Linked DNA regions of Homo sapiens: all the other regions are linked to region 3. Evidence: chromatin loops called from intact Hi-C (ENCODE). Cell type or tissue: endothelial cell of umbilical vein. All regions are shown on one strand.

Evidence for each region. Hi-C counts contacts between places; a loop is a spot of excess contacts. Peaks named below come from ENCODE experiments on the same cell type or tissue, not always from the same donor. Only the 100,000 strongest peaks of a DNase experiment are listed, where the experiment ranks them.
Region 1: a loop joins it to region 3, with 2.4 times the contacts of the local background. A loop is called at or near these places in 2 of 110 quality-filtered maps.
Region 2: it touches region 3 in a loop (8-fold over the local background); 9 of 110 quality-filtered maps call a loop at or near these places.

Annotation. Positions count from the first base shown.
Region 1 is chr1:119,184,145-119,192,144 of GRCh38, reverse strand. The region is part of intron 4 of WARS2-AS1 (WARS2 antisense RNA 1); the gene reads right to left. Among named protein-coding and RNA genes, the nearest start is that of WARS2, 47 kb to the right of the region's middle. In endothelial cell of umbilical vein, no CTCF peak of the experiment used is centred here; a DNase peak (open chromatin) is centred at 4,554; H3K27ac peaks cover 414 bases.
Region 2 is chr1:119,323,821-119,331,820 of GRCh38, reverse strand. It overlaps LINC01780 (long intergenic non-protein coding RNA 1780), which reads right to left and starts at 3,569. Exons shown (of 4, transcript NR_146623.1): 1 at 3,534-3,569; 2 at 3,032-3,077. It also overlaps the pseudogene RNU1-75P. RefSeq lists enhancers at 3,908-3,987, 3,263-4,124, 4,125-4,985, 4,986-5,848. In endothelial cell of umbilical vein, a CTCF peak has its summit at 3,761; a DNase peak (open chromatin) is centred at 3,780; H3K4me3 peaks cover 741 bases; H3K27me3 peaks cover 171 bases.
Region 3 is chr1:119,271,149-119,279,148 of GRCh38, reverse strand. It overlaps WARS2-AS1 (WARS2 antisense RNA 1), which reads right to left. Exons shown (of 7, transcript NR_125975.1): 7 at 3,176-3,961. Among named protein-coding and RNA genes, the nearest start is that of LINC01780, 53 kb to the left of the region's middle. In endothelial cell of umbilical vein, a CTCF peak has its summit at 3,551 (motif pointing left); a DNase peak (open chromatin) is centred at 3,558; H3K27ac peaks cover 181 bases; H3K27me3 peaks cover 881 bases.

The DNA.
Region 1 (8,000 bases), 87 kb after region 3:
ATCAATCCATAATAGTTATATTAATCATAATAATGAAAAAAATATATTCCTGGTCTACCAATAAGTCTATTATAGCCAAACAAAAAATAGTTTTTGAGGATATATATGCTGGGCACTATGGGAAAGGGAAGTACAATGACTTAGAGAAAATGAAACCTGCTTTCAAAGATCAGACTGTCAGAGGCATCTGAACATGAGCAACTCTATCTTGAATAGGGGCTGGGTAAATTAAGGCTGAGATCTACTGGGCTGCATTCCCAGGAGGTTAGGTATTCTAAGTCACAGGATGAAACAGGAAGTCAGCACAAGATACAGGTCATAAAGACCTTGCTGATAAAACAGGTTGTGGTAAAGAGGCCAGATAAAACCCACCAAAACCAAGATGGCGATGAGAGTGACCTCTGGTGGTCCTCACTGCTCATTATATGTTAATTATAATGTATTAGCATGCTAAAAGACACTCCCACCAGTGCCATGACAGTTTATAAATGTCATGGCAACATCAGGAAGTTACCCTATATGTTCTAAAAAGGGGAGGAACCTTCAGTTCAGGTAATTGCCCACCCCTTTCCTGGAAAACTCACGAATAATCCACCCTTATTTAGCATATAATCAGGAAATAACCATAAAAGTAGACAGCCAGCAGCCCTCGGGTCTCTTCTGCCTGTGGAGTAGCCATTCTTTATTCCTTCACTTTCTTAATAAAGGTGTTTTCAATTCATGGAATCACCTTGAATCCTTTCTGTGTGAGATTCAAGAACCCTTTATTGGCGTCTGGATCAGGATCCTTTTCCAGTAACACAACCATCTAGTTTCACTTTTTAAAATGTTATTAAAGATCTGTCTTTATGTATTCTCTGACTTTGCCTGAAGTATATACCAATCATACATTTCAATTGCACAGGTTCTTTAATTGTACAGGCTATAGCTGCTATACCACAATATATGCATTCTTCAAAATCATTGCCTACTATAAAAGTTCATGTTAAAAGAGAATGAGGATAAACGTACTCAACTTTGTAACCACAGCACTAACAAAAATGGTAATTATTACCTGAGAGATAACTTGAAAGTTATTCAAGTCCAGGAAAGCAGAACAGTTGGCACTTGCCTCTGGGGATATTTTTAAATGCATAAAAACAATAGTGTGGTCTGCTGGATGCAGTGGCTGATGCCTATACTCCCAGCAATTTGAGAGGCCAAGGCAGGAAGATCACTTGAGGCAAGGAGTTCAAGATCAGCCTGGACAACACAGCCAGACTCTGTCTCTACAAAAAAATTTAAAACAATTATCCAGGCACAATGGTGCATGCCCACAGTCCCAGCTCCTCAGGAGGCTGAAGCAAGAGAATTGCTTGAGCCCAGGTGGTTGAGGCTGCAGTGAGCCATGATCGTGCCACTGCACATGAGCCTGGGTGGCAGAGTGAGATCCTGTCTGTAAAAACAACAATAACCACAAGCAATAGTGTGGGACTTATGCTTCCGGCCAAGATGGAGTAATAGAAATTGGATTTACCTTCTTGCATAAAACACCTAAAAAATCCTGGACATCCTAAGCTAATTAACACGAGAACTGAAAACCAAATACCACATGTTCTCACTTATAAGAGGGAGCTAAACATTGGGTACTCATGGACATAGAGATGGTAACAATAGACACTGGGGACTACTAGTGGGGGAAGGGAGGGAGTAGGGGAAGGGTTGAAAAACTGTCAAGTTTTTACTATGCTCAGTGCTGGATGTCAGGATCATTAGTACCCCAAACCTTAGCATCACACAATATATACCCAGATAACAAACCTGCAGAGGTACCCACTGAATCTAAAATAAAAGTTGAAAAAAAACCCGTCAAAATATCTGGACAAAACCTGGACAAATATATAAAATTAGAGCTCTCAAGATATTGGAAATAAACAATAAAGGACAGTGATCTCTGAGTGAAGGAAACAAATGAGGCAAACTTCAGAATTTCCCAGTTTACTCTTTAAAAAGAGTTTCCGGTCATGACACAGAGAGGACAACACAGGTAGAGCCCAGTGGTCTCCCTGAGGTGAGGAGATGGAGCTGGGAGTCCAGGTAAGCCAATATGGCTAGAGTTCTCAGAGCAGAGAACCAAAGAAGAAAGTGCATGGAGAGTGAGTGTCTGAGATTTGCAGAGGGTCCCCTTCAAGGTTTCCGTTGAGAACTGATGAAGCATGTGAGAGGAAACTACCTGAGACCAGGGAATAAACCATGGCAAATGATAATAGCAAACTACCCCACGTCTCATACAGGGCCAGGAATAGTAGCTATTTTCATCATCCAGAGAGTAAAACCTCATAATTCATGGGGCTGAGGTTAATAATATGAAGGATTTTGACTCAGTAGTGAGAAAAAATTAACCCTAGGGTAAATGTTGCTCTGGTCCTGCCAAACAAAGCGTAAAAGCATGACCCGAAAGTATCCAATTATCTCTCAATAACCTGACCACGCTCCAGAAAAAGTGCAAGAATATTTTTAATAAAACAAAAATATACAGCATCTCTCAAGATAAAAATCACAATGTTGTGCATCTAAAAAAAAAAATGACCAGGCATACAAAGAGTCAGAAAAATCAAACTGACATTGAGGAGAAGAAAATAATTTATCAAAAATACTTTTAAAATGACATAGATTATAGCATTAATAAATAAGAGTAACACAGTTATGATAACACAGTTATGATATTTGAACACATCCCATATGTTCAAAAGTTTAGAGAAAAATTTAACAAATTAAGATACATAAGATGTTTTTAAAAATGAACTTCAACAGATGAAAACTAAAATGTATGAAATGAAAAACACACTGGATGGGATAAACATCTGATTAGACATCACAGAAGGAAAGATAAATGAACTTGGAGACATAGCAATAGAAACTATCCAAAACGAAGCACAGAAGATTAAAAAAAAAAAAGACCAAGAAAAAATAAACAAAGCATCATTGAACCATGGAACAACTTCAAGCAGCCAAATATGTGTGTAATGTGTAATGGGAGTTGCTAAAGGAAAGAAGGCAAGCAGGGAGTTACAAAATATTTGAAGAAATCATAGCTGAAATATTTCCGAATCTGAAAAAAAACTATAAACTCATAAATCCAAAAAATTCAATAGACTCCAAGCACAAGAAAGAAAACATGAGAACGTGGGGATACACCATAATCAAACTGCTTAAAACTAGTGATAAAAGGAAAATCTTAGAAGAAACCTGAGAAAAATGACACTTCACATAAAGAGAAACAATAATAAAGATGACTTAGATTTCCTGTCACATACTATGCAAGCAAGAAGATAGTGTAGCAATATATTTAAAGCACTCAAAGAAAGGCCAGCATTGGCTGGGTGCAGTGGCTCAATCCTTTAATCCCAGCACTTTGGGAGCCCAAGGTGGGTGGATCATCTGAGGTCAGGAGTTCAAAACCAGCCTGGCCAACATGGTGAAACCCTGTCCTACTAAAAATACAAAAATTAGCCAGGTGTGGTGGTGCATGCCTGTAATCCCAGCTACTTGGGAGGCTAAGGCAGGAAAATCACTTGAACCTAGGAGGCAGAGGTTGCAGTGAGCCGAGGTCACGCCATTGCACGCCAGCCTGGCAACAAGAGCAAAACTCCATCTAAAAAAAAAAAAAAAGAAAGAAAGGCCAGCATTATCCTGATACCAAAGCCAGACAAGAGCACTGCTGTAAGAAAAGAAAATTACAGGCCAATATCCCTGATGAACAAACATGCAAAAATCCTCAACAAAATACTAACAAACAAAATTCAACAGCATATTAAAAGGATAATTCACTATAACCAAGTGAGATTTATCACTGGGATGCAAGGATGGTTCAACATATGTAAATCAATAAATGTAATACACAACTTTAACAGAATAAAAGACAAACCCATATGATAATCTCAATAGATGCAGAAAAGATACTGAACAAAATTCAACATCCTTTCATAATAAAAACTTTCCACAAATTATTTATAAAAGGAATGTACCTTAACATAATAAAGGTCACATATGACAGGCCCATAGCTAACATCATATTGATGAAAGTCCATAGCTTTCATCAACAGTGAAAAGATGAAAGCTTTTCCTCTAAGATCAAGAACAATACAAGGGCCAGACGCAATGGCTCACACCTGTAATCTCAGCACTTTGGGAGGCAGAGGCAGGTGGATCACTTGAGGTCAGGAGTTTGAGACCAGCCTGGCCAACATGGTGAAACCCTGTCTCTACCAAAAAGTACAAAAATTATCAGGGCATGGTGGCACATGCCTGTAGTCCCAGCTACTCGAAAGGCTGAGGTGGAAGGATTGCTTGAATCCAGGAGGCAGAGGTTGCAATGAGCTAAGATCGCAATGCTGCATTCCAGCCTGAGTGACAAAGTGAGACCCTGACTGGAAAAAAAAAATAATAAAAAATAAATAAAAAGGAAAAGAGAAAAAAAAGAACAATACAAGGAAGCTCACTGTCACCGATCCTGTTCAACATAGTACTGGAAGTCCTAGCCAAAACAATTAGCCAAGAGAGAGACATGAAAGGCACACAAAGGGCCCAAAACTATAAAACTATTATACTAGGAGAAAACAGAGGAAATGCTTTAGGACATTGGTGTAGGCAAAGATTTTATGGGCAACACTTCAAAAGCATAGGCCACTAAAACAAAACAGATAAATAGGACTATATCAAACTAAAAAGCTTCTGCACAAGAAAGGAAATAGCAGAGTGAAGAGACAATGTATACAATGAAAAAAAAATATTTGCAAACTATTTATGTGACAAGGGACTAATATCCATAACATATAAGAAACTGAAACAACTCAAGAGCAAAAAAAAATCCCAAAAATCCCATTAAAAAGTAGATAAAGGATCTGAATAGACATTTCTCAAAAGAAGATATACAAATTACCAACACATATATAAAGAAATTCTCAACACCAGTAATCATCAGAGAAACGCAAATCAAAACTGGAATGAGATATCATCCTACTCCAGTTAAAATGGCTATGATAAAAAAAATTTTAAAATAACAAATATTGGAAAGGATGTGGAGAAAATGGAACTTTTATATACTCTTGGTGGAAATGTAAATTTGTAGAATCATTATGAAAAAACAGTATGGAGGTTTTTCAAAAAAATAAAATTACAGCTATCATATGATCCAGCAATGCCACTGAATATTTATTCAAATGAAAGGAAATCAGTATATTGAAGAGATAATCTGCATGCCCATGTTTATTGTTATTACAACAGCAAAGATATGGAGTCAAACCAAATGTCCATAAATGAATGAATGGATTTTTAAAATGTGATACGTACGTACAGTGGAATACTATTCAGCTGTAAAAAAGAATGAAATCTTGTCATTTGTGGGAACATGAATAAGCCTGGATGATATCATGTTAAGTGAAATAAGTCAGGCATAATAAGATAAACACCACATGTTCTTACTCATATGTGGGAGCTAAAAAAAAAGGTTGAGCTCATAGAAGTAGAGAGTAAAACTGTAGTTATTAGAGGCTGGGTAGGGCATGGGGGAGGGGAGGATAGAGAGGTAGGTTAATGAATACTAAATTACAGCTAGATAGGGTAACACTAGATAAATTCTAGTTTTATATAGTACTGTAGGGTGATTAGAGTTAACAATTTATTGTATATTTTCAAAAAGCTAGAAGAAAGGATTTTGAAGGTTTCTAACAAAGAAATAATAAGTGTTTGAGGTGATGGATATGCTAATTACTCTAATTTGATCATTACACAGATGTATCAAAATATCACTCTGTATCCCATAAATATCTACAATTATTACACGTCAACCAAAAACAAAAGGAAAGGAAAATAAAAAGACACAAATATTTTCCTTAAAAAAAAAAAGGCCCTCAAATTGGAAAGGAAGAAGTTAAACTGTCTCTGTTTGCAGATGACATGAAAACTCTAAAGACTCTACCAAAAATGTTGGCACTAATAAAAAATTTCAGCAAAGTTGCAGGATACAAAATCAATAACAATAAAAAAATGTAGCATTTCCATGTTCTAACAATGAACTATCTGAAAAAGAAATCAAGAAAACAATCCCAACTACAATAGTCACCAAAAAAAAAAAAAAAAAAAAATGTGTAGGAATAACATTGATGACAAAGATTGAAGAAGGCAAAAACATTTTGTGTTCATGGTTTAGGAAAATATTGTTAAAATGTCCATACTACCCAAGGTGATCTACAGATTGAATGCAATCCTTGCCAAATTACAATGACATTTTTCACAGAAATATAAAAACAATCCTAAAATTTGCTTGGAACCACAAAAGACCCTGATAGCCAAAGCAGTCCTGATAAAAAAGAACAAAGCTTCAGGTATCACATTACCTGATTTCAAAATCTACTACAAATCTCTAGTAATCAAAACAGCATGGTACTGACATAATAACAGACACACCAATGGAATAGAATAGAGAGCTCAGAAATAAATCCATACATTTACGGTCACTTAATTTTCGACAAAGGTGCTAAGAACAAACAATGGGGAAGGCACAGTCTCTTCAATAAATGCTGCTGGGACAACCGGCTATCTACTGACAGAATAATTACATTAGACCTTCATACATTAGAAAAAATGGTTAATATCTAAAATATATAAGGAACTCAAATAACTCTAAAAAGAAAACAAATAATTGGGTTGAAAAATGGCAAAAGTTAATGATCATGCCTTTGAAGAAAACAATGAAAGTAAATAAAAAGAAAAAAAAATGGGCAAGGGACCTGAATGGATATTTCTCCAAAGAAGACATATCTTAAAAGAAATAGATATTTCTTAAAAGAAGGCAAACAGGTATATTGAAAAATGCTCAACATCACTAATCATTAGGAAAATGCAAATTAAAACCACAGTGAGCTATCATGTCACACTTGTCAGGATGACCATTATTAAAAGACAAAAGATAAGTGTTGGTGAGAATGTGGAGAAAATATAACCCTTGTATGTTCCCGGTGGAGATATAAATTATTGCAGCCATTATGAAAAACTGTATGGAAATTCTTCAAAAAACTAAAAATAGAATTACCATATGATCCAGCAATCCCACTTCTGGGTATTAACCCAAAAGATCTGAAATCTTATGTTGAAGAGATGTCTGCACTCCCATGTTCATTGCAGCATTATTCACTTGGCAGTTATGGAACCAACCTAAGTTTCCACTGATAGATTAATGGACAGAGAAAATGTAGTATATGTACACAATAGAACACTAAAAGGAAATGCTGGCCAGATGCAGGGGCTCACATCTGTAATCCCAGCACTTTGAGAAGCTGAGGGGGGAGGATCACTTGAGCCCAGGAGTTTGAGACCAGCATGGCAACATAGTGGGACCCCCAGCTCTACAAAAAATAAAAAAATTGGCCAGGTGTGGTGGCAACCATCTGTAGTCCCAGCTACTCAGGAGGCTGAGGCAGAAGGACAGTTGAGCTTGGGAGGTCAAGGCTGCAGTGAGCTGTGATCATGTCACTGCACTCCAGCCAGGGCAAAGGAACAAGAAGACCCTGTCTCAAAAAATAACATAACATACATAACATAACATAACATAACAAACATAACATAACATAACATGACATAACATAACAAACATATAAATAAAATAAAATAAAATAAAATAAAATAAAATAAAATAAAATAAAATAATGGAAACTAAAAAGAAAGAGATTTTGTCATCTGCAACAACATGGATGGAACTGGAGAACACTGTGCTAAGTGGAATAAGCCAGACACACAAAGACAAATACCATAGGTTCTCACTTATATGTGGAATCTAAAGCAATCAAATTTATAGACGCAGAGAGTAGAATGATGGCTACCAGAGGCTAGGGGTTTGGGTGAATGGGAGATGACTGTCAAAAGGTACAAAGCCTCAGTTGAACAGGAGGAATAAGTGTTTGTTTTTTGAAATCTATTACATCAGCATGACGTATATAGTTAATTCTAGTGTACTGTGCAAT
Region 2 (8,000 bases), 53 kb before region 3:
CTACCTGCAGGCCTCACCCCATGGGGGATGGCCTGACTTGGTCTCATTATTTGTTCCTCTATCCCCCAGGCCTCTTCCTTGGTGCTGGCTAAGGGCTAGGCTGGATGTTTAGTTGTAGCCCTAAGGAAAAATTTTAGTATGTCCACTTTTATACACAGAGGCACAGATGGTAAGCAGTTATGAAAGTTGTCCGAATCAAAATGGAGTAATTTATGTTAAAACCCTGGCAAATGGAGCCAGGGAAGGCCATCAAGGGAGAGTTCTTACACATGAATGCCTGATAAGAACTGTCACAATATTTATTTGGCAGGGGAGATACCATGATCACGAAGATTTTCCGAGGGCAAGGCTTATCCATTGCACTACGGTTGTACTGACCCCTGTGATTTACTATAGCTTTGCAAAAAGACCACTGCAACCTTACACAGAAAATACTTCTGTAAGGATGTCTGTCTAGCAACTGCCTGTTCAAGCTTGGACTTGTGCCACCCTTGTAGCCAAGGATAATTGATTTGAACAATTGTAATCCTCTTCGTTTTGCCTTTATAAACTTCCCCTTGCCCCAATCTCTTTGAATACGCTCATAATTTGCTATGGCACACGTATTCCCATTGCAATGCTACTCCCAAATGAATATAATTTTTTTAAAAGAGTCTCCCTCTCTGTTTGTTATTGAGTTTGGCAAAGCAGGGGTCAGAAAGCTATAGCTTGTGGGCCAAATCTGGCGTGCTGCCTATTTTTGTAAATAAAGTTTTATTGGAATGCAGCCATACTTGTTGTAGTATTGTTTATGGCTGCTTTTATGCTATGCTGAAGAGTTAAGTAGTTGGGAGAGAGACTGTATGGCCCACAATTCCTAAAATATTTGCTGTCTGGCCCGTTACTGAAAAATTTGCCCTGGTATAAAAGATTTGCCCATTTCCACTAGAGAATCAATGGTCAAATAGCAAGTATAGTCAGAGTTCTTGATTTCTTTCCAAAGACTCAAACCACGGACTGACCTTCTCATTAAAAGTTATTTGGTTTTGTCTTTAATATTTGTTATCTTCATGATTCCTGCCTTCTGGCAGAAAATATCTAAAACATTTAATGGCTGCGATAGAAAGCAAAGAAGGATAAATGTCTTGAAATCTTTAGCCCAATAACATACTTTAGAAACCAGAGGACAACTGCAGGCTCTGAATCTTCCTGGGGTCTGGACTGAACTCAGGACCGTGGCCCTCCTCAGTTACTGACTTAAGGCAAAGGTCAAACTTTGGGGTAGGTTTGTGTTGACTCTAGACAGCCATCTGCGGAACACATAAAAAATCAGGTAACTTATACTCTTGTATTATAAAATTTTAAAGTATTTATGTATCTTTTTTAACCACAGATACAGGTCTATAAAGCATGCATAAACAAACTCTTAGGATATTGTGGTAATCTAAAAATATCCTGGGGGAATATGAAGCAATATGTAAATATTCTGTTTTATTATCCTCTGAATAAAAACAGATATTTCTGTGGTACTTTCAGGACCTGGGGGTAGGTAAACAGATAAAGAATGAAGCCCAGAGATATTAAGTTCCTTGCACAGGGCCACGTCATCCTTAGTTCCGCTAATCCAAGTCAGCCTCACTTGAAAGCCTGTGTCTTAAACATTCTGCTTGCTCTATAGCCTTCCTTTCTAGGGGAGGGGAAGCTTGATGCCTCTGTAAAGTTGGGCTCATGAACTGGCTCTAGGATGCCCCTTGCAGCTGGGCTCATGAAGAGTCTTCCAGGCTGGCTTCTGCAGATGCCTGTACCCTCAAGTCAAACATGAAGCTATTTTCCTGGCTCATCTCCCGGCCCCGGGTCTTTTCTCTGGTTTTGTTGGGATGCTGCTGAGTGAGAATTGCAGGATACCCAAGAATTTGCCAGAACTGAGGGTGCCTTCACACTTCTCCTAAATCACCTTCTTTTTGGACTATACTTGGTGTGGTCCAAGAGGAATGGGTTCGACAAAGATGAGGAGGGTCGTTGTGTTCACACACTCATGAATATCAAAGAAGAGGCACCAGCTAAGTCTTCTGGGAAAATTTCCAAACTGACACTGCAGTGAAGGAACAGCTGCAATCCCTGCACCTCCCGTTCTGCTCAGACTAGCACAATAGCCTTCACCGAGAGTCTGCTCAGAGACAAGCCTGTATGGAGTGTTGGGTGCCAGGGTATCTAAGACCTTGGCCTATCCCTGCCAGGGATGGAATGGCAGATACAGCAATGAAGCCTCCAGTGGGAGGATCTGAGGCAACTCCAGGGCTGCTGTTGGGCACCTGCAGAAAATATCCTGCTGTTGGCAGGGCCTGACCACCTGCTGTCCCTTTACTCACTCTAAGGCCCAAGACAGACACAGGTATCTCTTAAAGGCCCTTCCAGCTAAAAGATTTAAAATCATCTCCTAATCCTTCATCTTGTAAAGAAGGAGTGTCATTAGCTATGTGAGTGGATGGGCCTAGAATATCCAGATGAGTGCTCATTGGAAACCACTTCACCCTCATAAAGCCATGTGAGAGAAGTAGCCCTACCTCCATTTCAGAAAAGAAAGTAACTCAGAGAGATGAACTGATGAGCCCTAATCATACAGTTTGTAAATGGCAGAGCGGGGAATCCATAGCTCTGGATGCCAGATTTCAACAATGAGCTCCGAGGGAGGCCTGGCAGGGAAAGACAAGTTACAGAAGGGCAGATGAGGGCCGGGCCTCCCATTCGGTTGTGCAGGCTGATCCCTGTACTTAAAACCTTGTAGGGACTGAAATTCAGCCTGGGTTCTGCTCCCCATGCCATGAGTCCCAGCAAGGTACTGAGCCCTCCAGGGAAGACTCTAATATGCACAGAAGAGCACTGGGGGCTAGTGCTGCCCTGCTTGTGGGTGTGCAGGTAGTGAAGTCAGGTGTGGGGAGGGATAGCAGATCCACTTCTATCTGGATGATGCTGGCAGGGTTATGGACTGACCTTATGACTACCCCCTTCATACTGTACGTTTTGCTGTTGTTGCTTTGAGTGTTCTCCTTACCTCTTCAGCCACTCCTCTTCATCACTGAACACCTTTATGAGGTCATCTAGCAGGACATTTAATCAGCAAATGTTTTTTCCAAGACCAGGTCAGGAGATGAAAAAAGAGGGAAGATGAGAGACAAGAGCATATCGATGCTTTAAATTAAATTTATCTCCTAATTTGGCTCATAATTTAATTAATCCTAATTTAATTAAATGTATCTTCTAATTTAAAAAGCCTATCAATATCCCAATTTGGAATATTTACAAAATTTTTGCATACAAAATGTAGAGTTAGCCCATTTCCAAAGATGATGACAGAATGGAGTTTTAGGACAGAGTAACAAGCACATATTTCAAATATTGCGGGCCCAAGAATAAGCTTGCACTTTAATTGAAGACAGAACAATTAGTGACAGATGAGCTCCAATTCATCAAATTGGTCAAAATCTTAAAACTCCCATTGACATGGGGTACAAATGCAGTTTATATCTCTGTTTTTCAAGCCCTTCCCCACCTACCTCGTGAACAGTAAACCCAAGGTCCTCTTCTTTGCCTCCATCCTTACTCTGAATTGTCTGTGAATTCAGGGACTTACAGTTTCAAGATATAAGACCTGGAGTCTGACCGGTAGACTAAACATCCACTCCAGGCCCCTGCTAACCCCGAGGAAGAAGCCTGGAGGTAGAGGGAGGAGAAATGAGAACAACTCAGGCCGGTGGCCAAGGTGAGGCCTGCGGGTAGGGGGCGCAGTGCCTGGCACACGAATGGCACTTAATTTTCTGAATAAATAACTGATTACTTGGTTCATCTCTGGGAACATTGAGTTTGCTATTGAGTTGCCCCATCAAACTCTTGGTCCACAGGTCAATCCCCAGCTTCAATATCTCACCCCACGATCGACCTCTTTCGCTGAAGTCAGGAGTGACAGCAATTAACTCCTCCGCTGCACCGTCCCCAGGGCCAGATGCCACGTGAGAGACCCCAGGCTGGAGCGAGAACGTGAGGGCCCGGCGCTCCGGGGCAGGGCGGAGGGATAGCGACCTGGGGCATCCGCTGTTTGCAGGCCCGGCTAGGGCGGCTGCCAGCCACGGGGGAGAGGCGCTGGCAAGAGCCAGAGAGGATCCCCTGCAAGAAATATATCGCGTGCTGACACTTTTACGACCCGGGCCGGCTTACAGTACACAGGCCGGTGCACAGCTCCGCTTTCCTCTGCCCAGCTTGACATCACATGCTCGCCCCGGGGCTGCCACTTGGAGTCAGGAAAGCCCATATATTTCCCTCCTCAGATAGGCCTAGTGGTTCTCGTCAGGTGCAGAAAGCCAATAAATCACCAGCGAAGTCTCCATGTATCTATCAGTCAGGAGCTTGTCATCCTCCAGCCTTGATCCACATGAAAGCCGGGAGCAGGAGGGGCGGGGTGCGGGGAGGGGGGCGCGGTGGGGGCGGGGCGCGGTCGGGCCTCGGACACCTGGCAGGGAGCTAGCGGGAGGGCTTGGGGAATCTGCAAATGTTCACAGTTCCAAGGGACCGCGGGGGAAATTTACACCTCCTCCCCCTACTGCTTGTGCTTCCTTTCGCTTTGAAGTTCTGTGGCTCCGCACTGGAGTTGGGGAGGCAAGTCCTCCAGCCTCGGGCTTTTAATATTCACATCACGTCCTCTTTGCAGCTACTTTGGGAGGATTGAAAGCTACAAAGGACGTTTGGGTGACCTCCCCACAACACAAGGTGGGGTGGGGGGTTTCAACCCACACTGCCCCATCTTGAATCGCCATGGATGACCAAGTAGTTGAAACACGACGGGGGACTTAGGTGCCAGTCCTTCTAGGCAGAAGGGCCCTCTTGGGTAAGTCCCTTTTCAGTCCTTAGTGTCTTCCAGATAGCAGTATAGTATCTGTGGAATCCGATGGACCTTGGTTTAAATCCCACCTCTGCCACGTTCACCTTTTGGATTTAGTACATTTACTTATAGCTTCACTTTCAATTTCCCCATGTCTAAATTGGAATACAAGTCTCTAGTTCGCAGAATTGGTGTGGGAATTAAATGCGGCATATGTAGCAAGTGCTCAGCACTGCATTTCATATAGTAAAATCATGGAAAGGAGATAGTTGCATTTTAATTATTTTCCTGATCTATGAAATGTTGATTTGGGACTAAGGCCATTCTAGCTTTCAGCTGCTTGCCCTGAGCCAATAGTGCAGCTTGGGCACTGGGCGCTACGGCTGCACGGCTCCCACTCTGCCAGGAAGGCCTGACCTCATGCTGCCATTTACCATGAGGCTCCTGAGCATCATAGGTCGGCGAGGTCTGGCTCTGCTTTTGATGAGTGCCTTTCTTTGGAGCCATTCAGGGGGCCTCTTTCTATGTCCTGGTCACATCTGCATGAGAAACACTACAGGTCATTGAATAGGAGACCCCATGTCTCACACTGAGAACCTGAGTCTTCAAAGATAACAAGGGAAGGGCTCTTGATCACATGGTCAGCCGTGCACCTGGGACTGGAACTCAGTGGCCTTTTCCCATTCCGCAGCCACACCAACATGTACAGGTGTTACTGGAAAGGGGTCCCCATCCAGACCCCAAGAGAGGGTTCTTGGATCTCACACAAGAAAGAATTCTGGGAGAGTCTACAGAGTAAAGTGAAAGCAAGTTTATTAGAGAAGAAACAAAAGAATGGCTACTCCATAGGCAGAGCAGCCCCAAGAACGGCTATATGCTAAATTAGGGATGGATTATTCATGAATTTTCCGGGAAAGGGGTGGGGAATTCCTGGAACTAAAGTTTTCTCTTCCTTTTAGACCATATAGTGCAGCTTCTGGATATTGCCATGGCCTTTATAAACTGTCTTGGCACTCTAAGGAATGTCTTTTTTGCATGCTAATGCATTATTATTGGCATATAATGTGCAGTGAGAAGGATCAGAGGTCACTTTTGCCATCTTGGATTTGGTGGGTTTGGGCTGGCTTCTTTACTGCATTCTGTTTTATTACTGGGGTCTTTGTGACCTGTATCTTGTGCCAACCTCCTACCTTACCCTGTGACTAAGAATGCCCAACCACCTGGGGATGTAGCCCAGCAGGTCTCAGCCTCATTTTATGCTGCTCCTATTCAAGGTCTGGTTCCAATGCCTCTGACATAGGTACTACATTCACCATGTAGAGGAGCAAAAGCAGAAAGTTCCCTTAATGGACTGCATTTCTCTTTTTTAATATCTCTCACTCAAGAAAGTTTTTTTATAATCTACTGTGTGAAAGCCACCTGTCACTCACCTCTCTGTCTTCAGTTTCTTCAGTTGTAAAATGAGGGGGCAGGAATACCTGTGTTTTTCAACTGGGAGCTATTAGAATCTGGGGTCAGGACTGTCATGCACATTGGAGGATCTTTAGCATTTGGAGCTTCAGACATTAAATGCCAGCAGATCCCCCAGGCATTGCGATAATCAAAATGGTCCTCATGTTTCCAAAACCCTTGAGTTGAGAACCGCTGGATGATCCTGTTTACTTTCTAGTTTTAATATTGTATCAATTGAGGAGTCCTGGTTCAGGTACTAACCAATTACCCCTGCTGTGACTTTGGCTAAGCTCTTTAACCTTCTCCTTCTTTTAAATATCTGTATCATGGGAATAATCAAACTTGTCCCATACTGTCTATGTTACAGAGCTATTGTGAAGATATGATGACAAGAAAAAAAAGTCGATGTGAAAACATTAAAGTAGTCTCTGAAGATAAGATACCATCATTATTATGCAAAATTTTTTTGCAAAATAATTTTTATTGTATGAAAATAAATAATTATCCTTAAATTTTAACAAATAATTACAATACCCTTTAAATCGATTTTCTTTATTTAGAAAAAAGAAAACAGATTAAAAGGGTAAATGATTTACCCAAGGCTATGAAGCTAGAATTTGAATTCAGACTGTCTGACTACAAAACCTGTGCGCTAAATAGTGTCCTCTATTTCTTGTTCATGTGGGTCAGAAAGGGCTTGGCCCCAGATCAGCGCATTTTCTGTCCGTAAGTGAGTTATGTAGGAAGCTAACTATTAGATTGTTGCTTATCGGGACGTTTCATCCAGGGGAGCTAGTGATCGGAAGAAGGGCTCTCATTTTTGAAGGGAGGTGAGTCTCACTCTGTTGCCTAGGCTAGAGTGCAGTGGTATGATCACAGTTTACTGCAGCCTCCAACTCCTGGCCTCAAGTGACTGTCCTGCCTCAGCCTCCTAAGTAGCTGGGACTACAGATATGCACCACCATATGCCTGGCTAATTTATTTTTTATTTTTTTAGAGAGGGAGTGTCACTATGTTGTCTAGGCTGGTCTTAAACTCCTGGCCTTAAGTGATCCTCACACCTCAGCCTCCCACGTAGCTAGACACCCAGCAGAGAAAGGCTCTAAGCCACTCTGCTCAATTGCCTCCCTTAGTGTGACTCTCACTTTTTGGTTTCTTGTGCCTTCTCCACTTCCTCTGTGAAAATGAAGCCTTCTTAAGGTCACTTAAATCTTTTGTATATCCCATTACTTGCACACAACTCTTTGTTCCTGCTGTCTACTCTAAACACACACACACACACACACACACACACACAACCTAGAACCAGGGTTGCCAGATTTACCAAATAAAAATAAAAGATTCCCAGTTAAAATTGAAGTTCATATAAACAATAAAATTTTTAGTATATCTCAAATATTGCATGGAACATACTTACGTTAAAAATTATTCATTTTTATCAGAAATTCAAATTTAATTGGGTGTCCTGTCTTTTATCTGACAACTCTAACCATAACTCATATTCCAGTGCTCCTCAGCCTCGCTCTGCCCCTCAGACAGAGAGCAAGAGAGGAGCAGGGCTCTGTATGAGACATGATCAAAGACCTCCAGAACACAGAAGTCTCTGTCCTAAGGGCATTTTCAGTCTAGCTGAGAATACAGAAGTCACAAGAGGCAGCTGCTTGACATTTGACTTGCATCTCATGTCAGCACCCTC
Region 3 (8,000 bases):
CCTAGGTCTCCAGCCCCTGTGAGGGACACAGTCTGAGTAAAACCCACAACATCTGCTCAAGAGAAGCTTCAAAGAAGCACAATGCTTGGAATCATATCTTCTCTAAGAAAATGTAGGGTCAAAAACTCAACCCAGACCTCCTGACTTCATTTTTTCTACCCATTTGACAAGGCCACAAAAGAAATCTTTAAGCACCTATCTAAGTAATATTTCCTCTACACAACAGTCTATATGGCATGAGGCTAATATTCAGACAAAAATCAAGGGAATACACATCATACTACTAATTTATTATTTATGGCATTCTTGCATTGTGCCAGGAATTGAGCCATGCTGATAAATATTATTAGAACATAATCCCTCATTTCATAGACCTTCCCTTCATGTCAAGAGACAAAGTCCACCACAGTAAGAGAAATGACCAAAGTGTGCAGAGGATTCTATGGTAGCAGGAGAAGGTACTCAACTCAGACATGAGTACTGGTACTAAGGTACTGAGGACAGAAGGCTTTCTTAGCAAAGATGGTGTGTTAAACTGAGTCTCAAAGAAGCAATTAGCCAGAGGTAGGAGATGGGACATTCTAGGAATTCTAGTATCAGTGGTGTAGCTGTTTGCAATGATCTGTCTCCCAAACCCTCAGATGGTCTCATTATCATTGTCTTCACTAGAAAATTAATGAACAATTGCTTTGTGCAGAAGCTGTAGAAACTGTACTAGGTATTATAGATTCAACAATGTTTTCTATCCTTCTGTGACACACAGCTTAGGAGTGATTAGACAGCATGGATGGATGGATAGATATAGAGACAGACAGATGATGGCAATACCCAACCTGTACTTTACTTTTGTGTGGCAGTACCAGTTCTAAGGAGCTTCACAGTGGGCTTCATTTACCCTCACTGTCCTGAGATGGAGGTAGGGAAGACATTGCTTAATCCATTTTGAAAAAGAATAGATTCCTAGGCTAACGAATAGTGCAGATGACCAGTGCACATGCCTGATTACTTGAAAGGAAGTCAAGGGAGGAAAAACATCAAGGGAGGAAAAACATGGGTAAAGGGGGTAGATGTTCTGAAGGGAAGCAGATGAACTGGCCAAGCTGAGATGGGAAGAGAAAGCCATTGCTCTGAGCACCTGGAGCAGGTGCAGGTTCTCAGTTTTGGCAGCAAACTCACCTCTGGCTGAAGCAGCACCTCCATGAAGACCTAGAGGCTAGGCTGAAGGTGCTGTGGACATACCATTAACAGGAAGGCTGAAAAACACATAAAGTAGGAGTGACCTAGGAGAGTCTTCCCTGAGTTGGCCCTTTACAATATGTTTGACCACTTGAGCACCAGCTCTGTGGGGGTCAGCATGGTCTGGGGCTGGGATTATCACTATGATGACTCTTCTTCCACCCCTTCTCTCCATCTCTAAATGCTGCATCCCCCTGGGCTTAAGTCTAGATTCTGTTTAAGTGCCTCTTCCTTAATTTCACAACTAGGTTTAGAGGCTCAACTGAACTACCATTTGTCACAAGGTATTGGAACTCAGAGTGTCTCTGTCTCTCCTACTAGTCTGTGGGCCTTCGAGGGTAAGGATCATGTTCCTATAGTGTCAGCACTTACTACAGAGACTAGCAAATAGTAAGTATGCAATGAAATTTGTTGAATAACTAAATAAATGAATGGGTTTATGTACATAAGAATATCACCAGATCCCCCAGACCATGACATCTGTGGTTTCTATATAAAGAATCCAGTTCCTAGGGCATACGGGATTTTTTTTTTTTTTTTAATCTAGAAGCGCTTCTACTCAGAAACAGTCTTATTTCCAAACACTATTTATGATGGTCTTAATTTTCTTCTTTTTTTTTTTTTTTTAGAAAGAGTGTCTTACTCTGTTACCTAGGCAGCTGGAGTGCAGTGATCACAGCTCACGGCAGCCTTGAACTCCAGGGCTCAAGCAATCCTACTGCCTCAGCTTCCCAAGTAGCTGCAACTACAGGCACATGCCACCATACTCAGCTAAGTTTTTTTTTTTTTAATTTTTTGTAGAAATGGGGTCTCATTTTGTTGCCCAGGCTGGTCTTGAATGCCTGGCCTCAAGCCATCCTCCTGCCTCTGCTTCCCAAACTGTAGGATTACAGGTATGAGCCACCGCATCTAGCCTGTGATTGTCTTTTTGTTGTGTCAACTTGGATAGACTACAGTCTCTGGTTACAGAATCAAATACAAATCTAGGTGTTATTGTGAATGGAATTTTTAAATGTAATTTAAGACTATAATTAGTAGACTTTAACAAAGGGAGCGTATCCTAGATAATCCAGGTGAGCCCAATTTAATCAGCTGAAAGGCCTTAATAGCAGAGCTGAGGCTTCCCTGAAGAGGAAGAAATTCCACCTGCAGATGGCAGCTTCCACCTGTGCCTGACAGTTCCAGTCTGCCCTCCTGAGTGCCTGCCCTACAGACTTCAGACTTGCCTAGCCATCCCCCACAATCACATAAGCCAATTCTTTGTAATAAATCTCTTAATATTTATGTCCTATTCATTCTACTTCTCTAATTGGATCCTGACTGATACACTATAAATTCAAAGTGTCTTAGAGAGGCTGAGCTTGCAGTTTCCCAGTGTACTTTCAGTAAATAACAGAATGTCAAACTTTCAGAGCTTTAAATCAGACATACTCTTATTCCTGCTGATACATTCTACCAAGCATCTTTTCCTAACATGGACCAGTTAAATGTCTTATTTTTCTTTTTTTTTCTCCAAGAAATAGCGTCACTTGCCAAAGATGTTTTAAGTTCATTAATTTAACCCTTCTCCCCAGCCATTTCTGCAGGTGTGGTAGAGAATAGACCTCCTTAGAAGTTATGGTTAGTGTCAGACTGGGCTGCCTTGCCACCTTGAAGTAGCGTAGATTTGAGAGTATAGATTGTCTTTCAGATTACAGAACTAGTCCCTGACTTACTCCAGAAGTTAAGTAGCAGAGCTTTTACCATGCTTAGTTCCAAATTCTAGAACAACCCCCAGCCTTCTCCAAAGTTAAAAACAGTCTAATTGACAGTGGTTGATTTTGGCTGGCTGGGTGATGATGAAAGAAAGGAGAGCACTTGCATAGTTTATGGTGAAGATAAAGCACATATCAGGCATTGTAATTATCTAGCCGCACACTATAAACTTTTCCATTTCATTCATTTCCGTATCTCTTGCTCTTTATTGTCAGTTGCAGAGGCACAACACTTTTCTCAGGATTCATGATCAACTCTGCCCTTTGGAATTGTTCCTACTGTCTAAAAATTAATTCCACATGCATGTACAAACTTACATTTTATTTTCTCACTGCCTTCTGATTTTAAAAATGGTTCTACTTTCATTTTGTCATAATTATGCTCCTTTTTTAAGTAACACTTTTAATATTATTGCTACTTTTGCACTTCTCAGATATGTGGAGTCAAAAATGTTTCTAGAACATTTCAAAATCATGCACAAATGCAGCAAATTACCAAGTATTAAGGAGTAAGTGGTTGGCAGAGACCTAAATGGCAGGGCATTGGACAATAGCGCCATCTGTTGGTTGTGGATAGAGCTGGCTTCTCTCTATTCGGTCTTTATTCTTAGGTATAAAGGGTAATTTCCTGTGATAGTTCCTAGGAGGAGGAGCTTCTGTCATGATTTCACACACCCTTGACGTACTTTCTTTCTGTGAATGTTAGAAGCCTTTAATAGTAAGGGTCACTTTGGTCCCAAGTGGTCAGGCTGGGCCTTTGGAAGGCCAGGTGAGCCCACACAGGGAGTTCTGCGTGAGCCCCTCATTGCTCCTATACCAGTGCCACAGCTGTTTTCCAGTGAGAGCCATTACCTAGATTACAGGTTCTATACTCTGGCTGCACCTCAGAACCTCTGGGTTGTGGCATAGGCTTTGTGATTTTTTCAAAGTTTGCCAGTTGATTCCAATGTATAGCTAGGGCTGAAAAACACCTAAAGGAAGAGAAAGACATGGAAGAATTAACATTCTACACATTTGTTAAGATCTCCATTTTCCTCATGCCAGCATCCACTCTTTTCAGCCAAAGCACTGTTTACCAAATGTATCCCAAGGAGATATTAGAAACAAACAGGTTTCATGATTTTTCCAAGATCAGCCGATACTTCTGTGGCAGGTCCAGGTCTGGAACCTGGCACCCAGAGACCTAAGCCACAAGAGCTGTGAGCTGAAAGCCATCAAGTGTCCCAGTTTATAATTGTGTCCTCATCTGTAAATGGATGGCTTTAGACCTGAGTTTCCTTTTCCTGGAAAGATAAAGCCACCAGAGGTGAACTTCATTCTTCTTTTAGAGAAAGGAGGAAACAGGACGACTTTTGCAGCCTAATGTGACAAGGCAGCTTTCTACCATCTCAAGAGAGACCATAGCTCTTGGCTACGGTTGCCTGCAAGCCCAAGAATGGGACACAGGAAGCTGAATGAAAAATCCTCCTATCTTAGAAGCTTCCCAGGAATTTCATTAGGGCTGTTTATCATGAAAAGTTGTTTAAGATTTAGGGATACCTCAATATGTGTTCTAACGTGGAAAACAGACCTTTCTTTACTCAGTGGAAGAAAATATTGAATTGACAAATGTATTTACAAGACATTTCTGTGCCAACAGGTCACTCTCTACATTTCCTGATATATCATCTCCTGACACATTCTTTCAGAATTTTATGACTATTAGGATCTAAGATTGGATGGAACTAGGATTGGATCCAGTTCAGCAGTTCCTTAGACCAGGAAAATAGCCCCAGCTGTCAAGTAGCTCTAAGCAAATGACTTTAATCTTCCTAAACTTGAGTCTGTATCAGCAATAAATGGAGTTATTGTTATAATCAAATAACAGAGAGCACAAGAAAGGTTTGTAAACTATAATGTGCCATATAAAGCTCAAGCAATATGATGAGGACTGTTTTTCACTCTCCAAAGGGAATCTTTCCTCCAACCAAGTCCCCTCTTTGTCAATCACAGTGAGTGGAATATGCTTGGCCCCACCCTCTCCAAGACTGTCCCTGTGTCCCCATCTTACCCTCTCATCCTGTCCAAATCCTGCCATTATTCCACACCCAAATCAATTTTACCAAGTTCAAGAAAACACTTTCTGACCAATATAGTTCAGTGATTTCTCCCTTCTCTAAATTTCTGTAGCATTTTACAATTGATGCCAAAGAATGTATAAATTCAGATGATTTGCCTTGCCTCCTGTTCTTTCATCTATGTCCTTTCTGTCTCCATAACCTTTTTTAATACACCTTTTATAGAATCAAAACACACATACAGAAAATATGCATGTAGCACAAAATAACCCATGCAAGCACCACCCAGATCACTCACCTACAGAACCCTGTCAGCATCTGAGAAGCCCTTCTTGGGCACCTTTCCAACCACTGTCTCCACTCTCCTTCCAAAAGATGCCCACTCTGCTGACTGCTAATACCATACATTAGTTTCACCTGCTTTTGAGTTTTCTATAAAGTGTGTATTATTTGATGTCTAGCTTCTTTTGCTCAACTTTACACTTGTGATAATCATCCATGTTGTTGTACGTGGCAGCAGTGTCTTCATTTTAATTAATTTGCCATTTCATGGATATATCACAGTTTATCTCTCCATTCTATTGTCTGAGGACATTTGAATTGTTTTTAATTTGGCTATTTTAAATAATGCTGTTATGGACATTCTTATGTTTGGCTTTTAGTAAACACTTGTATGCATTTCTTCTGGGCATATATCTAGGAATAGAACTAGTGGGTCATAGGGTGGGCATATGTTCAACTTCAGTATATACTAACAGTTTCTCAACGTGGTGATTGCACCAATTTACACTCCCAATAGTAACGTATGTGTGTTCCATTACTCTATAGCTTCACAAATACCTGGTATTTTCAGTCTTTTAAATGTTAGCCACGTTGTTGATATACCATATATTTCACTGTAATTTTAATTTGCTTTTTCCTGATAGCTAATGAGGTTGAGCACTTTAAAAAAATGCTTATTGGCAATGTGGATATTCTGTTTTGTGAAGAAAATAGCATCCAATTTTTACTAGGTTTTCTGACTTTTTAAATTGTGAAAAATTTATATGAAATGTCATTTTATATATAATATTTTTATACATACATTTTCTTCCATTCTATAACTTTCTTTTCCTTCTCATAATGGTGTCTTTTATAAACAGAAAATGCCAATATTTTAATTTTTTTTAGGAATGTTATTTCTTATTTAAGAAATCCTTGCCTGCTCCAGGCATACAAAATATCATTCTATGTTATTTTTTAGAAACTTTACTATTTTACATATCATTTTTTGATCTAAAATCACCTGGAAATGATTTTTTTTCTTTTTCTTTTATTTTTTTTAAGAGACGGAATCTCACCCTGTCGCCCAGGCTGGAGTGCATGGAGTGCAGTGACACAATTTTGACTCACTGCAACCTCTGCCTCCTGGGTTCAAGCAGTTCTCCTGCCTCAGTCTCCCAAGTAGCTGGGAATACAGGTGCACACTGCCATGCCTGGCTAGTTTTTTTTTGTATTTTTTAGTAGAGACGGGGTTTCACCATCTTGCCCAGGCTGGTCTTGAACTCCTGAGCTCAGGTGATCTGCCCACCTTGGCCTCCCAAAGTGCTAGGATTACAGGGGCGAGCCACTGCGCCTGGCCCTGGAATTGGTTCTTTACATAACGTATGGACAGGAGTCAAGATTGTTTTTTCTCATATGGATATCCAATTGACCATTAATTAAAATAGTGTCTTTTTCCCACTGCTCTGCATGGACCAATGGTGTCCATATACGTGTGGGTCTGATTCTAGACTTTCTATTGTGTTCCATTGGTCTATTTGTCTATTTTTGTGCCTCTATTTGCATTGTATTAATTATTTGATAATAATTATTGTATATAATAGGATAAGTGTTCAAACTCTAATCTTCTTAAAGATTCTCTTACCTATTGCTATCATTGTACATTTCTATATGTAATTCCACACAAATTTATCTACTTTTAAAAAGAACATCTGTTGGAATTTTAATTGAGATTGCATTGAATGTATAGATCAATTTGAGGAGACTTAATATTTTTGCACTATTGAGTCTTCCAATCTATGGATCTCCATTTTAGCTCTTCTTTAATTTCTCTAATATTGTTTTATAGTTTTCTGTGTAAGGTAATACATATTTTTCATTATATTTATGCCTAGATATTTGATGTTCTTTTATTCCACTGTATTTTCTTTAAATTTCATTTTCTACTTGTTCGTTGCTACTATACCCTTACTTGATTTTTATTAATTGTCCTTGAATCCAGTGAGTTTACTAAATTGACTTATTAACTTTGGAAGTTTATCTATAAATTCCTTTGGATTTTCTAGGTACAAAATTGTGTTCTGTGTAAATAATACATTTTACTTCTTTCTTCCCAATCCTTATATGCTTTATTTCTTTTCTTTTCCTTATTGTACCATTACAATTTTAACCTCTAGTATCATGTTAATTAGAAGTAATGAAACCAGAGATTCTTGTCTTATTTTTAATTTTGGGAGGAAAATTATATTTCACCATTTAGTATAATATTTATAGTAGATTTTTGGTAGATGCCTTTTATCTTTTCAGCTCCAGAATTTCTATTTGGCACTTTTTAATAACTTCTATTTCTTTGCTGAAATTCCACATCTCTTCATTAATTATAATCATGTTTTTAAAAAAATCTTTGAAAACATTTATATAGCTGCTTTAAAGTCTTTGTTAACCCCAGAATCTGGGTCATGTCAGAGTATGTTTCTATTGACTGCTATTTCTTTTGATTGTATTTTCTTGTCACTGTGTGTGTGTGTAATACTCTTTTATAGTATGCCAGACATTTTGGAGGGAACATTGTAGTGATTGGATACTGTTATCACCCTCTGAAAAATGTTGATTATTTTTTCTCTCAGGCAATTAACTTGGGTGGACTCAAACCCCAAACTCCCTCCCATATGAGAGGAAGTAGCTGAAATCT